Linked DNA regions of Mus musculus: region 2 is linked to region 1. The links are chromatin loops, found by intact Hi-C in ENCODE. Cell type or tissue: left cerebral cortex. All regions are shown on one strand.

The links. Hi-C counts contacts between places; a loop is a spot of excess contacts. Peaks named below come from ENCODE experiments on the same cell type or tissue, not always from the same donor. Only the 100,000 strongest peaks of a DNase experiment are listed, where the experiment ranks them.
Region 2: a loop joins it to region 1, with 2.1 times the contacts of the local background. A loop is called at or near these places in 8 of 42 quality-filtered maps.

The regions. Positions count from the first base shown.
Region 1 is chr9:46,609,755-46,617,754 of GRCm38, reverse strand. Gm31557 (a long non-coding RNA gene) reads right to left here. Exons shown (of 6, transcript XR_870708.2): 1 at 6,980-8,000; 2 at 6,682-6,792; 3 at 5,031-5,078. Among named protein-coding and RNA genes, the nearest start is that of Gm31557, 6.2 kb to the right of the region's middle. In left cerebral cortex, no CTCF peak of the experiment used is centred here; a DNase peak (open chromatin) is centred at 3,848.
Region 2 is chr9:46,388,790-46,396,789 of GRCm38, reverse strand. Gm31432 (a long non-coding RNA gene) reads right to left here and starts at 7,328. Exons shown (of 4, transcript XR_379351.4): 1 at 6,509-7,328. In left cerebral cortex, a CTCF peak has its summit at 3,710 (motif pointing left); DNase peaks (open chromatin) are centred at 1,318, 3,687, 6,869, 7,351 and 1 more place; H3K4me3 peaks cover 2,172 bases; H3K27ac peaks cover 1,804 bases.

The DNA of each region.
Region 1 (8,000 bases):
AAGACGGTTACAAGAAGTCAGGAAGCCAATACCGTATGGGTGCTCGTTTGAGCTGTTACAGCTAAATTGGTTTGTGTAAGCAACAGCCTCTCCTCTGCAAAAAACATGGGGAAAATAATCAAGGGCAAATTTTCAACAGCCACTTCTCTCCCCCAGAATATTCTTAGGACTCTCTCCAGATAGTCCGAATCCCTACCAGGATTGCCAACCCACCTTCACTTTCTTCAAATCCTACTCACTCTGTAACATCTAACTCAAGCCGCCAGGCCTCTAAAGACTCACACTGCAGCCCTCCTTCTGTAACATCTAACTAGTGCCCCCTCTGTTCTAAGGACTCACACGCTGTTCTTGATGCCCATCTCTGTCATGATCTTCCTGTGTAATGCAGACTGACTCTTCCTGTGTCCTTGTCACAAGTAGAGTATCAGCTTGCCAAGGTCAAAGAAGACCCTGTCACTCATTCATCTCTCTAGTGCCCCCTGCAGACTCCCACAAGGAAGCAGTTGTGGCGATGAACTGGGGTTGCTCATTTAGCAGTATTTTGGAGTGTGTCTGTGAGGTTCCATTCCATAGAAGATTATCAGTGGACTGAGTGGAGATCACCCTCACAATCCTTGGGACCTTGAATAGAAGAAAGAAGGATGGGAATTCACTTCTCCAGCTGAGAGCATCTATCACCTACCCTGTGACACCAGCACTCATGACTCTCTCGGATCTTTAGGCTCAAACTGACTTAGCCATCCACCTTCCTGCTCCTCCAGCATGCAGATGGCAGTTCATGAAACTTCCTGGTGTTCCTAACCACATGATCTTCCTGTTTCACACATACATGTGAACTGTTTATTCTGTTCTCTTGACTAATACGGAGCTCAATAAAGGACACATGCTCAGGCCAAAGAGAGTTGAAAGTTCAAGGCCAGCCCAAGACACACAGTAAGACAAACCAAATACATGCTCACACATGCACATTTGTGCACACACCCACACACCCAGGGACATACACACAAAACTTCACACACTCAGTGAATCAGTAAGAACAGCAATACAGCAATGTCATCCAGGGTCCTACCTGACAACGGTAAATAGATGTTACACCATTGACCTCATTTCTCTAGACTGACTACATAATGCTTAGAACCCAAGGAAAAAGTCTACGTTAAGAGGTTCACACAGTGATGGACAAATGACAGATGCTCAAGCAGTACTAGACCCCTCCCACTGCCTAGTTCACAAAACTCTTTACATCTTCCCCACAACAACCCCTTGAGGTAATAAGCATTTTCTAATTGCATGTCCCATTCTAGTTGTAGATAAACTGAGGACTGAGGAGTTTGTATTACTGCAATCCAACCAGAGAATCCCAGATTCAACCGTCTAACAGCACCTGACTTCAAAACCCAGGGTGCCTAGACAGTCCACAGCACGAAGGCAGTGCCTAGATATGTGGTACCTGTCAGGCCGATATCAACACCTGAGGAGAGAGAGAGTCATGGATTTGAGGATTTGGGGAGGCTGCCAGCTGGACAGAAACAGCCTCGTTTGGAACCACACCCTGCATTAGCAAGGATATAGGGGGTACAACAGTCAGGTGAGCCCACTGTCCTGTATAAGAAGAGCCAACTTGCTTTGCCCTAGTCGGGATGCTAAGGAACTCCATCTACAGTCTCCATGGCGGTGGTAATGGAGTAGGTGGGCAGAGTTCTTCCTGGCCTAGGCCTTCCACTAGAACAGAGAAACAAGACTTGCCAGGATTTTCCTGATCCCTCGTCTCAGTTCACCCACCCTGTTCCAGATCTGAAGCCCACTGTAAGACACCATCACAAGACAGGAATAGAGAGAGAAAAGTGAGAATGTTCGAGAACACCAAGAAAGCCTCCACTGACCCAGTTGTCTCCTCCAGCATTCTGTATGCCTCTGAATGCCTCTTTCAGGCGTCCATCATAAGGTTTTAAGATTTAGGTGGGTAGGAGGCGTGGAAGGAGAGACTGGCTATGACAAGCATCATGTGCATCCATATGTCCACTATCTCCTTCAATCCACACAACATCCCTGATAAACAGGGATGGGTATCTCCAACTCATAGACAAAGACATCACCGACTCAGAATACATGGAACAGAACCTGGTGTTTGTTTAAGCTAACGTTGGAACTCAGGCCTGTCTGATCCAAAAGCTAGACCCTGGAGCTGAGGCTTCAGCTCACCGGTACAGAGCTTAGGTAGAGCACTTGTCTGAAGCTCACATCCTCAGCACCCAGAAGGAAATACATTGCTGTGATTTTTGAAAAGGCAACACATCCTCACTGTATTGTCTGACCCTATGGGAAGTGAGGCTTGTAACTGAAGGATGAGAGGCTGACAGAAGGGAGTACAAGCTGTAGCAGCAGCAGGTCACAGGTTGTAGATGGGTATTGCTAATGGAAGCCTGGGGTCAGAGTTCAATTAAAAGGGCGGGACTTAGTCTGTCCTCATCGCCTCATATCCCCATCTTAGGAAGGCAAGTGAATGACATCTGACAACACCTGACTGGACAGGGCATGTTGGTGGGAATAAGTTCACCTCTCTCCTTATATCCTTGTCCCCCTCCCATGCCATAGCCAGGGAGAGACCATTCCTCCACCCTCCTGAAGACTTGCATTGAGAAGAATCAAGGAAATAATTGTGGGATGGAGAGGATTTATTAAATTGGATAAGTCTTGGCTACAACCTTCCTTATAGGCTTTGAGTGGTTTGGATTTTATTTCATTATGGCTGCATAATAAAATAATAACATAATTAGTGATGAATTTGTTACCTTTCAAGAAAGAGACTTTAATTCCCCTGAAGAACATCTCCCCACCCCCAGGCTATCTCTGATGACGATGTGAGGAAGAATAGGGGGAAGAAAAGGAGGGCTAGCCTACCCACCCGCAGCTGCTCAGGTGGGAGGTCAAGATTCCACATTACTTCTGGCTCGGTGATGCTTCCTTCTAGCAGAACCAACAGAGTGCTGACTGCCGAGGATGACCAGAATATCTAGGAGTCGTTCCTCCTGTGAGGATGCCACAATGATCTCTAGTGCATCCCATGCTGCCGTATCAGGATCCAGGTAAGGCACATATCCCTGGGCTCCATTCCTATGTAATCCAGGGAAGGGGGGGCATCTATGTACAGCAGCATCTAGCTGCTAGCGTTTTGTCCCACTTACTTTATTTTGTGATGGTCTCAGGTATTATGGGCTAGCCTCAGACTTACTATGTACCTGAGGATAACCTCTTGCCTCTATCTTCTGCATGCTGAGATGCATGTGTCACTACACCCCATTTACACAGAGCTGGGGATTAAACGTATAGCTTCTCCCATGCCAGAACAGCATTCTACCTACTGCACGCATCCCCAACTCTCCCACACCCCTGAATTCATATTTAATCTTGGTTGGCATTGGCCACCCGGGCACCTGTCTGAGTGAAGTGGGGTATCAAGGAAAGGAGGACTTGGTATCACAGGCCAAGAGCAGAGTGGTGTGCTCCACTGCATCCTCCACAATGTGAGGGCAGGGAGATCTTTCTTCCCTATAACTAACAACCCTACCACTAAGACCTCACTTTTCCCATGTGTCTAATGGGTACTTGTGAATGATATGCCGTGCCCCCTTCTTTGCCTCAACATCTGCATTGACAGATTCTTTCCCATCTCCCTCATCTGTGGCATCTGTGTTATCCATTCTGGTTCAAGAAGTGAGCCTGTGACATCAAGGAAAATAAAGAGAAGCAGGAAGAGTTAGTCACAGAACAGACTCTCTTTTACAGATTGTATAGATCCTAAGCTCTGGTGCCTAGTGGGACCCAAACATTCCAGGAAAGAGATGCAGCCACAATTTAAGTTGCCATCTGTTTCTCTGTCCTTGACAGTGGGTTTTATTTGGGGAGGAGGATGGAGAGAGGGTGTTCACTGTTCAGATGTGAAAGAAGTAAAGGCAAGAAAAAAGACATAAGTGGCTTAGAAGCCTGGAGCCCTGGCTCTCTGTCCTACTCTAGCAGTCTGTAACTGCCTTGTTTCAGTCAGGTTTCTGTTACTGTAACAAAATACCAGGCACAGGCGCCTTTGAAGGAAACAAGGTTTATCTGGTCCATATCTCAAAGGCTAAAAGTCCAATCAGCATGCCGCTGGCTCTGGTTGGGTCTTGTAATCAACGGCAGAGCATTTGCAAGAGAAAGAGATCAAATCACCAGACAAGAAAGCAGAGTATGGCTTGGGGTCAAAGAAAGGCTTCTATAATGCATTCTGTCTGGCAAACGGGACACCAGTATCCCCTTCTGGGGTCCCGGTGACTAAAGTATTCCTATAAGGACCCACCTCTTAAAGGTCTCACCATCATAATAGGTGAGTCTTTGGAAGGAAATTTTAAAACCACATGCAAACCGCAGACTACATGATGGTTGAGATTGACTTTTGCCTACCCTGTAAGACTAGGAAGTGGTGATGGCTAAGTCACATTTGGATATCTTTGTGTCTTGGAAAACTGTGCTTACATGTGCATGTATGTGTGCTTACATGTGCATGTATGTGTGCTTACATGTGCATGAGTACCCAGGTCTGTGTGGGTGCATGTGCAAGCCAGAAGAAAACCTAGGATATACTCCTCGGGTATATTTTGTCTTCTCTCTCTCTCTCTCTCTCTCTCTCTCTCTCTCTCTCTCCCTCCCTCCCTCCTTCTCTCTCTCTCTCTCTCTCTCTCTCTCTCTCTCTCTCTCTCTCTCTCTCTCTCTCTCTCCCTCCCTCCCTCCTTCTCTCTCTCTCTCTCTCTCTCTCTCTCTCTCTCTCTCTCTCTCTCTCTCTCTCTCTCCCTCTCCCTCTTCTTAAGATATGGTCTCTAATTTTGGCCCAGAACTTGTCAAGTAGGCTAGGCTGGCTAACCGTCAAGCCCCAGGGATCCACCTGTCTCTGCCTCCCAGTGCTGGGATGAAAAGCACAGGCCACCCCAGCCTTTCTATAGACAAAATCTCCTGTTGTCAGGCAGGTACTTTACCAGCCTTCTGGGTTTGTTTCTCACTTGATAATGACGGCTGGGAAGTCAGTCAGTCTGCTACAGTTTCCTCATCTGTAGAAGAAAGAAAAATGTGTCATAAAGGTATAAAATCAAACATGCCAGTGTTTCTGAAAGCCATAAGAAAACAAACTGCTCTAGAGGATGCGAGGCTCACAACCTTGGCCTCGATTTTCTTCTAAGCATGGATGCTGATGTTTGCGCCTGCTCCACTATTCTCTGCTCTCTGACCTCAAACCACCCAGGCTCCCTCCCAAACTCTTGGTGGGTTCAGTTCGGCTCCACAGTTTCCATCCAGAAATCTACCACTCCCTCCCTCCGGTGCATCCATCCCTCATCCATCACTGTCACATCCCACAGAGGACTTTTATTTAACAACCAATTTATTTCCAATTTAACTAATCTGGGGATGGGCCATCTCTCTCTCACGCAAAGCACCAATGCCTGGGTTGTAAATAGACTCACAAACGAGGGTGCTGGTTATATAAACTCTCATCAAAGCAGCATCAGGAGAGAGAGCTGCTGGAGAGTGGGGGTCACCGGAGTGCAGGCCAATGCAATATACAACTACCCCAACATAAATAACCCTACAGCCCTCATTCCTGGCCCCTGCACTTGGCACTGCTTAGAATTATTTATATATGTATCTGTTGATTCCCTGGCTCACCTTGAGCCCAGGACAAATGTTTCATCAACAATGTATGAGATTCTAACTAACTTCAGGCTAGGTGGGAAGGAGCAGGTGGCTGGGTAGGTAGCCATGATCTGTCTCTTGGCCAGCCCCTCTCTCTCTATTTTTCCTGGTTGGGAGTCTCCTCTCAAAGCTCACTTCTGTGTACTGCGCTTGGATGGTGCAATGGCCTCCGTGAAGGGTAGCTTTGCTTTGTGAAGAGACCACTAATAAATCATCTCTATGGCCCAGCCAGCACCAGGAACATACATTGGTCTGCTGGGGATAACAGGCAAAGGCTGTGCCTACAACCTGACACACAGGACAGGTTCAAGGCAGCAGCAGACTAGCTAGTCTGAGATCTGTCCTTAGATGGCCTGGAGGCTGAATGTCCCTGCTCCCAACTGCCCCCTTCTGCCAAGTTCTAAAGCTGTGTTCAGGCATCCAGATGGAAGCCAGGGATATAGATCTGAAAAGAAATAAAGGGTCAGGAAATCATGGCATGCATGCGTGTGTGTGTGTGTGTGTGTGTGTGTGTGTGTGTGTGTGTGTGTGTCTGTGTCTGTGTCTGTGTGTATCTGTGTGTGTTGTGTCTGTGTGTGTCTGTGTGTATGTGTCTGTGTGTACTTGTACTTGCATGTGGGTGTCATTCTTCTGAGTCATTCTGTTAGTTTTGGGGATAGGGTCTCTTATTGACTTGGAGCCTGTCAATTAGGCTAGGCTGGCTAGATGGTGAGCCTCCAGAGCTGCAGTTCCAAGTGTGAGCTGCTACGCCCAGCTTTTTACAGGGTTCCAGCTATTAAATGAGGTCCTAGTGCAAGGCTGCTACTGTGCTCAGTTGTCTCCTTGGCCCTGGGAACCACACCACAAAGTCGCTCTCTTTGTCTCTCGATTGGTCCCCTTCCCTGCAAAGGAAGGCTTGAACTCAGGGGCCCATGGCCCCTTCTAACTCTAACCTCCTCCAGGCAGAGCCACTAAGAGACTGACCTGGCTACTGAGAGATTTATCCTCTTCCTGGCTGGCACCCTGAGGCCTGCCTGCATGACTTTAAATCACACCTCCTCAACTCTGCTGCACTCGGCACTTTCCCGGGGCCACCTTAGAGGGCAGAGAGAGTTTATGTTAAACAAACACCTCTTGGTTATTAGAAACATATTTATAGTGGTTATGGGGCTCCAGAGGTAGAGACAGATTCATTCCCAGGCTGGGTCCCCAGGGAGGACTGTGGCAACAGAATAACTTTCTCCAACCCCAGGGACCAGTACAGAGGGTCACCCCAGCCTACATCAATCCCACTCTTGTTTCTTCTCCCTGTGACAATAATTGCAGGTCTGCATGGTGCTCCTGGTGTTGGCAGGGGCGGAGAGCTTGTGCGAGGACAGGCTTTCAGGGCTGCTGATTCCATTTAAGACGGATGATGGATGGGAGGCCTTTTTGAAGTTGGAGACTCAACTCAATCCTAAGCCAATTAGAAAAGGATGTGTTTATTGAAAGCCTGCAGCATCTCTTTTAGGGCTGACTTTAAGATCCTGGTTCACATTAGAGCTACGGCCTGTATCTCTAGACTATATGAAGGGGCTTGGGAACAAGGAAGAAGGAAGGAAGAAAGCTCTCCAGCAGCACTATAGCTCTCTGAGGGGGAAGGACAAAGAGGCAAGGAACCTGCCTGCCCCTCCTCCCCTGCATCCCAGTGCTACATGGCTGCATTCCTCTAGTGGCCAGAAATATTTAATCGAATACTTTTGTTTGGATCTCACATCCCTGGTAACCTGAAGATGTTACCATGGCAATCCCCAAGTAATACATCTCGATTATTTATGGCCTTGCAGATAGGGTGGGGAGGCACTGCCGGCCCCACAGAACCAGCGGGAAGGTGGGAGCTTCATTTCCAGCTCTCCCTGTTGCTCGGCAGCCCTGGAGGAAAGACTGAAAGGAGGTGTGACCATGGTTTGCTGGCTTGAGTTCAAAGCCTTTTAACATGGAGGGCCTTGCCTCTGCCTTCTCCCGTTTCGTCCCTTGAATGCCCCCGTTTCCTATGTCTCCATTCTGTGATCTCTTGGTTCTTCTCCATTGCTCTTTACTCCCTCTGGTAAGATGGGAGGAGTCAGGGGCGAGTGCGATTGGAGCCAGAGATGCTATTCACACCACCTGTTGCATCTTTGACCCAGGAGTCAGGGGCAAGTGCGATCGGAGCCAGAGATCCTATTTTCACACCACCTACTGCAGCTGTGACCTGCTATCCTAAAGGCTTTGTTTCTAAGAGCACTCGAGTGAGAGGAAGACATGACAACTTCTAAGATTCAGCA
Region 2 (8,000 bases), 220 kb after region 1:
GGCTTCCGGCCAAGACCATTCGGGGAAGCTATGTTAATAATCACACTGCAAGAGTTCCTTGCAGCAGGAACAAGCCCCATCCAAGGCACTGCCATGCACAACACTCCACTCCATTCTCCTGCCATCCCCTTAGCACAGGGAGGGGGAAGTCCTTTGCCGTTTAGACGCAAAGAGCTGATAGCACTAATTGTTCATTTGTATGGTGTTTTCTGGTTCCCAAGAAAGTTCTCAAGAAGAGTTGGCTCAGGGAGTCATGTGGCTTGTCCCTGTCATTTCCCCTGCAGGTGGCCTAACTACCTCAAACTCAAAACTTTCCACAGCCCAATGGCCTGTTTTTTTTCAGATAAAGAAACTAAGACAGAGAGCAAATATGGCTGGTGATGACATAATTGGCCATATATACACACATATTTATATATGTATACACTCACGCCTATTCTTACACATGTATGCAAGATACATACACATATACACAGAACAGCCTATGTTATTTATGGACTCAGACTGAGATCTGATGAGATCAGGGAGGGGACAACCCCCTTCCAGACTGAGCATCACCGGAGGGGTTGCCTTGAAAGATTGTGGTCCCAGACTCCTAGCATCTAAATCTAACATCCAAAGCTGGAAACAAGGCTAGCAAAGGATCCAGTCTCGGCACATCTAGTCTGGGGTCTCTGTTCTGGAACTCTCTGCCTTTTTGCCATAATTTCCAACTGAAATATCATGTCACCACACATGGAGCAGACCCTCAATAGACTCCTGGGGCAGGAAAAGGCAGGAACCAGGTGACTTGGGCAGCTTGAGTGTCTCAAGTGGCCTCTGTGACAGGGACAGTGGGGATGATGGGGACCAAAGCAAGCTGAAGACATTAACTCTGCAGCAGGGGCTTTACCGCAGCCAGCAGCTAGCACACGAGCATGCTTGAGTTATCAGTTCTTACCACTGTTTGATGAAAGGCCAGACGTGTGGATCTCGGTTGGAAATTCTAGAACTTTAAATGCTGGCATTTAAATGTAAAGCGCTGCGTGGGCCAAACAGAATGTCTTGCAGTGAGTTTCTTTGTTTTAACAGCTTTATCGAGGTATAATTGATATGCAAAAAAACTGCACATATTTAACGGTACAGTCGGATGAGCTCGGCCATATGCGAACTCCCGTGAGACTACCCCAAAATCAGATCCAACACACACACACAGACGGGGAGAGGGGTAGGATGAGAGAGAGGGGAAGGGGAGGGAGAAGGGGAGAGGAGGAGGCGAAGTGGGAGGGGGAAGGGGAGGACGAGGGAGGGGGAAAGAGAGAGAGAGCACTTTGCTTACACTGTGTCTATGATAAGAACATTGAAATGAGGGCTGCCCTCTTACAAAGTTTGCAGTGGCCACTGTTAGCATTCAGAACTGTTGAACAGTCATCTCTAGAACATATTCAAAACCCGTCTTCTCACTGAGTGGCCTTCACCATTCCCTCCCCCTCAACCCCTGGTAACTTGCTCCAACCCTGATACCACCAAGAGCACTCTCGGCTTCTGTTAGTTTGACTTTTTAAGCATCTCATGGAAAGCAGGAGTGTAGAGGGCGAGGCTCTGGGTTCCATCTCCAAGGTCACATACGCTTGAGTGCACACACTCATGCACACACACACACACACATGGAAATGGATATGGATGCATACACATGTGTGTACACATGCACACAAACACACACTGCTGAAATCATGCAGCCCTTGTCTTGGGACTTAGTTCAGTCTACTGTCTTCCAGGCTCACTGCCACGGTGGCAGATGACAGGGTCCTCTAAGAGTCTACTGTGTATAACACATTTCATCATCTGACAATATGTCTCTACCTGTGATGCAACAATGTTATATTCTTAATGAACCAGATAAATTTAGCTCTGTATGGAGAAGCCGGGGGGTGGGGGGAGTGGGGATTTCCTTAAAAAGTAGCCCTGGGATCACAAACAATGGAACCCAAAAAGTACAGGTCTCCCCCACCCCACCCCCAAATTTCTAGAGTTCCCACCTAAGCCCTGGGAACAGGCTACAGGGCAAAGTGGGCCTTAGAAGGTCTTGGGACACATTGTAGCATAGTTTTAAGTTCCAAATCCCCACATTTCATCCAGTCTTGACCAGGTCTCGAGAGTCAGACTTGCTGTCCCACTGAGACCAGAAAAGCCCCCCAGAAGAAGCTCAGATGCCCCTCCAGGCTCCCTTAGAAGAGTTCCACCTGCTCCCAATGCCCCATCTTCGGGCCACTTAAAAGGCAGCATGGTGGCACAAGCCAGCTGTCACTTAGGCACTTATGGGCAGAACCGCGGAAAAACCAAACCACTGTTATTACACTTAATAACCAGTTTCTACCTCATCAACTCATTGGCGTCTGACAGGCGCTGTTAGGGTGCCAGCGCCTTTGGCCTAACAAGTCAGCCCTGGAGGGGAGGGGCCACCATTGGAGTTGACATCAGCCTCCTTCCTCTCCTGCCCAGTGCGGAGGACACCCACCCCAGGGCAGCTGAGGCTGGCCTGCCCTTTGCCCCACATGCTCAGAAGCCAAACAACATCACCAAAGCACCCAAATCACCCAGACAGTGCCGCTGGGGTGGGAGCCACAGGGAAGGGCTCAAGCAGCTAAACAAAAGCAAGCAGGGGGCCTGACAGGTGCCTGCTGTCCAGGGTTGGACACCTGTTTGGATCCCAGCCTGTGACAGTGTGGCCCGTAAGTGATGTGTTTCATCTCCGCAGCCCCACTTTGTTCATTAATAAGAGTGGATGCCTCACTGGAGTGTGTGCCTACACCAGCCCCGCCTCACCCACCCCCACCCTCAGAAAAAGGCTGTGGCGGGGGCTAGGGCTGGGGCTGAGACGATAGAGCGCATGCCTAGAATGCATGAGACCCTAGGTATAATCCCAGCACCTCTGGGTATGATTCCAGCACACCTATAATCTTAGCAGTTGCAAGGCAGGGGCAGGGCGGGGCGGGGCGGTGGGCGTGGATAGAGACAGGAAGAAAGGGTTCAAGGTCATCTTTGGTTACAAGTGCGTTCAAAACTAGTCTGGTCTACATGACTCTGTCTAAAACAAACGGCAAACATGCAGATGATGAGAGCCAGGGAATGCTGAGAAGTAAGAACTAAGAAATACTTCTTCTTGGCTTAGTCCAAGGAGGTGGGCTCAGGGCTATCATTAAAAGAGAAACAATCAAACCTGCCATTATCGTCATTGCTCTCTGTTTAGAGATGGGAAAACTCAGAGAGGCTGAGTAATTTACCCAAAGGTAACCCAGCCAGTAAGTGGTAGAGCTAGACCTGGCAGGTAGGCAGAGAGAACGGAGCCACGTGTCATAGCCTTCTCTGTCCCTTCTGCCTCTGTCCTTCCCCCACAGGATTAGCTAGGGTCTCTGGGCCCGCTCCTGCTTTGCTCTGCTCTGATACAGCAAATAACCCTGGAGGTTTAGGGGGCAGTGTGGGAACTCCAGTCTGGGCTGAACTCTTGTCAGTGTGCAGCGATTTTACCTGTCGCTCTGTATGGCGGCCTCAAGAGCCACATGTTCAATGGAACCAGGCCAAAGCCATAGCGCCCACCTCCAGAGCTTTGAATAAAAAAGGGCAAACCCTTCCTGGGCCCAGCACACACACCTGTCCACCTGCCGGCCCTGGTCCTGCCGGTGTCTGCAGTGCGGGCTGGGAGCGGTGTAGTGCCGCCATCTATCGGCCCCTCACGGAATTGCTTCCCAGCTGCCAGGCGGGGCAGCCGGGTCCCAGCGCCGGTCCTAGGGTCCTACCAGGTACCTGCAGCCTGCCTTCTTCCCGGTGCACCTGTCCTATGAGTTCCCCCGGGAGAGGGACACTCAGTGGTCACAGAAGGCATCCCTAAGACACCAGTCGCGCGCAAGGACCCACAGAGGGCCCCTTGGCCTTTGGAGATGGCATGGTCCCAAAGTTCCAGGGTTCTGAGGTTCCCTGGGTGGGCAGTGAGCCAAGCACAGGGCAGAGACAGGAAGGTGAGTCGAGAGGGAATCACAGGCTTTTACCAGCTCAGGCCCGTGCTGCCCCTGAAAAGTGGACGTGGGAGTGATGGGTGTGTGTGTGTGTGTGTGTGTGTGTGTGTGTGTGTGTGTGTGATGTGTGTGGTATGTGTGTGTATGTGTGGTTTGTATAGTATGTGTTGTTTGTTATATGTGTATTTTGTGTGTGATATTTGTGTGTGTGTGTGTATGGTATGTATTGTGTGTTGTATGTATAAATATGTGTGTACATGTGTATGTGTGAATGTGTGTATGTACATATGTGTGTTTATGAGAATGTGTATGGTGTGTTTAATGTGTGTGTTTGGTGTGTGTTGTGTATGTGTATTACATGTGTATGTGGCATGTGTACATGGTATGCATGTAGTGTGTGAAGTATGTGCATTATGTGTGTATACATGTATATGTGTGTACATGTGTGTACATATGTGGACACTTTGTGTGCATATGTGTGTCTCTGAATGTGTATTTATATGTATATGTGTAGATATGTGTACATGTGTATATGTATGTGTATGTACATGTGTCTGTGTACATGTGTGTACAGGTCAGAGGTCAAATCTGAAGACTTCTTTAATCACTCTCCACTTTGCTTTTCTGAGACATTGTCTCTCACTAACTCTGGAGTTGTTATGCTTAGCTAGACTGGGCAGCCATTGAGTCCCAGCAATCCTCCTGTCTCCACTTCCTTATGACTGTACTCCTGTAGCTGGCTTTTGTGTGGGTGTGGAGATCTGAACTCGCGTCCTCAGGCTTGCACTTTACTGACTGAGCCATCTCTTCCCCTACCTCTTGCTTTTCTTTAAGCTTAATTAAAATTCCCTACATTTCTACAATGCCCATCTGGAAATATAATTTCTGTTTGTAAATCTGTCTGAAGGCAAATTTGCTTTTAAATGGAGACATAATCATCTTAGAATAGAAAGGGACGCGTTCTTGCCCAGATGAGGAGAATTGGCTCAGAGACATCTCCAACGTGGCAGCAGTAGCTGGTGGCCAAAATGAACTAGAACTTCCCATGAAGAAGGGGCCTCTCTTGAAAGAACAGCAGGGTTCTCCCTGACTCTGACTGGAACTGTCACCCACAGCACCTGGTTTTCTGCTTGCAATCTGTCTCCCACATTAAGTGTTGCAGGAAGTTCACAGTCCTATGTGCTAAGGTGGTCTCAGTGTCTGTGGTCGCACGCAGGAAACTTGTCCGTGAACACATGTTGTATAAGTGAATGAATGACTTGGGGAGTGCTCCCTGGAGAGTGTGAGGCCCGCATCCCTTTTTAAAGGGCAGTGCTATAAGCTGGAGACGTGCTCACCCAGCATGCACAGGGTTCAACCCCAAGCATTGCATAACCAGACATGGCGGCACACCCCTGCAATCCCAGCACTTGGGAGGTGGAGGAGAGGGTATCAGAAGTTTGAGGTCATCCTTGACTACATAGTAAGGTCAAGGCCAGCCTGGGCTACACGAAACCCTGAAGAAAGAGAGAGGCGGGGAGGAAAGGAAAAAGAAAGGAAAGGAAAGAGAAATGACCACTATGATGAGAAGGCAGGTAGCATGAGGGGTTGAGGGATGGCCCAGAGCTGATGCAGTGCAGATGTGTGATCGGGTACTTGTAAGGGAACTGAGATCAACAAAACAGCATGGACCACCCTCCTCTCTGTCCAGTTTTCTGAGCTATGCCAACCCCTGGTTCTGGTTCCTTGTCTCCACCTGAGAATGGGACAGAAGCTAGGCAGATCCCGCTCTAGCAACCAGAAGGGACTCACTGGGGTCATCAGGCCTGGATGGGCGAGAAACATATCCTGAAGTCCCCTTGTCCCTGTCTCCAGGAGACCTTGAATGCCATCGTAACAGCTCAGTCTCCCAGGTGTTTAATCTAGAGACACACAGAGAGAAAACTCTAGAAATAGTAAAGCCAAAGCAAGAGGGCAAGGAGGCCCAAATGAGTACAAGGTCTCATTTTTAGAGACCTCTGGAACATCTCTGTTACTCTAGAAACATAAAGATGCATTAAGCCAATGGTTCTCACTTTTCCTAACACTGCAACCCTTTAATACAGTTCCTCGTGTTGAGGTGACCCCCAGCCATAAAAATTATTCTTGTTGCTACTTCATAGCTGTAATTTTGCTTCTGTTATGAACCATAATGTAAATATTTTTGGAGATAGAGGTTCGCTGAAGGGGTTGCGACCTGCAGGTTGAGAACGGCTGCATTAAGCTGTAATGACCACACTGAACAACGGAATCCACCTACTGTGTCTAAGTACAGACATCAATGACTAAAAGAAAAGTGATTTTTTTTTCAGCAGAGGGAATAGCTAAATAATTCCTGAACGAAAAATATTAATAATTTGTCTGGAAAAGTCCCTCAAAAGGTTCCTAGAAGAAGCTTTTTGTTACAGATATTACCAAATGCTATCTGTCAAGGAGTCCAAAAGCCCTGTGCACCTCCCTCCAAGCACAGACAGAATGGAAACACACCCACAGTGTACCTGCCGTATGCCAAGTCCTGTACCGGGGTCCTGGGACGCACTGACTGGTGTGACACCGGCAGGGGCACCTGTAGATCACAGGCAGGGGCAGCTACAGAAAAGTTCTGCCAACAGACAGCTGATCCATGGCAGCTCATCTCTGCCCTCACCTCGGCTTTTGCCGGGCTTCTCGGCTTCTCGGGACATCCTTATATCTGGTGCCTTTGGGAAGTGGGGTACACAAGCTAGCCTGGGGTCCTGCTCTCTCTTCCCTCCAGCACCTCATGTTCACTCATGCCCGACCAGAACTGAGCTTGCTCTGGTCCTTGCTTTGGACTCTGAACTTAGTACTTGTTGCTAGGCTACAAAAAGCCTGCTAGCACCAAACCCTAAAGAGCGAGCTTGCTGAGAAGGGCGGGGCCGGGAAACCTAAGACAGAATCTTTGTCTCTGCTTCCTGAAGGAGAAACATGAATTCTAACTGGAAGATTACAAAGAGAAAAAGATACAAGGCTAGCCCAGAGAAATCGGAGAGGTAAAAGCAAGAGAGGTGTGGAGGGAAAAGAAAGAGGAAGCAGACGCTGGGACAGGGGGCGGGGAGATCCGCGGAGGTGGGGGGGGGGGATGAGAGAGACAAAGAGATGGGGGCTATAGGACAGTTTACAGTCCAAGGCGGGGAGAAAGGAGCCTTAGAGAGAGGGAAGATCACGGAAGCAAGGAGAAGGGGTAAGGCTCTGTCTCTCCAGACAGCCCGCAGTCCTTCCACCCTCCCTCACCCACCCTCAGCAATGGCTGAGGAAAGAGGAAGGGAGGCAAGAAAGGAGGCAGAGGCAGCAGTAACCTTGGAGACAGAGCCAGGCAGATGGGTGAGGGGCGACTGGAAGGAAGAGGGCTACCGCCTGGCAACAAGTCCCTCTACCAGGAGGGGTGGGTGACAGACAGACCCAAGAGAGTGGTTTAGATGAGCTGGGGAGGGGAACGAGACAAAAGATTCCAGGAAAACCTAAAGAAGCCCAGGAGTCAGAATAGAGAGAGAGGTTTTTACTGAGAATCAATTTAAGGAAGAAAGAGCGGGGAGTCTTGACAAAGCAGGAACAGAGGAGGAGCTGCCTCAGGTGGCAGGGCTGAGGTGAGGAGGGGCAGGGGCCAGCACTGGGCAAAGGGACACAGAAGAGATGGTCAGGGTGGGCGGCAGCCAAGCTGAGATCCTTGCCTGAGACCCTCTGGGTGCGTTCCTGAAGCCGCCAGCCCCAGCCCCCTGACACTTTACATTTGTTGGTGCCCCCAGTGGGTGATGACAGGTGGGCCCTGAGGGAGAGGGCTTGTGGGAACAATAACGCGTGTAACTTCTAACATTTGTGGACTGATATGGAAACTGAGCTGAACACACACACAAGAATGGCAAAGTGACAATGGCCAATGAGAGAAACCAGTCTTCCCCTAGGGACCAGGCTTGAGCCGGGCTCTGGAACAGACTGGGGCCAGGGGCCGTTTGGGGGAAGTAGCCCAGCAGC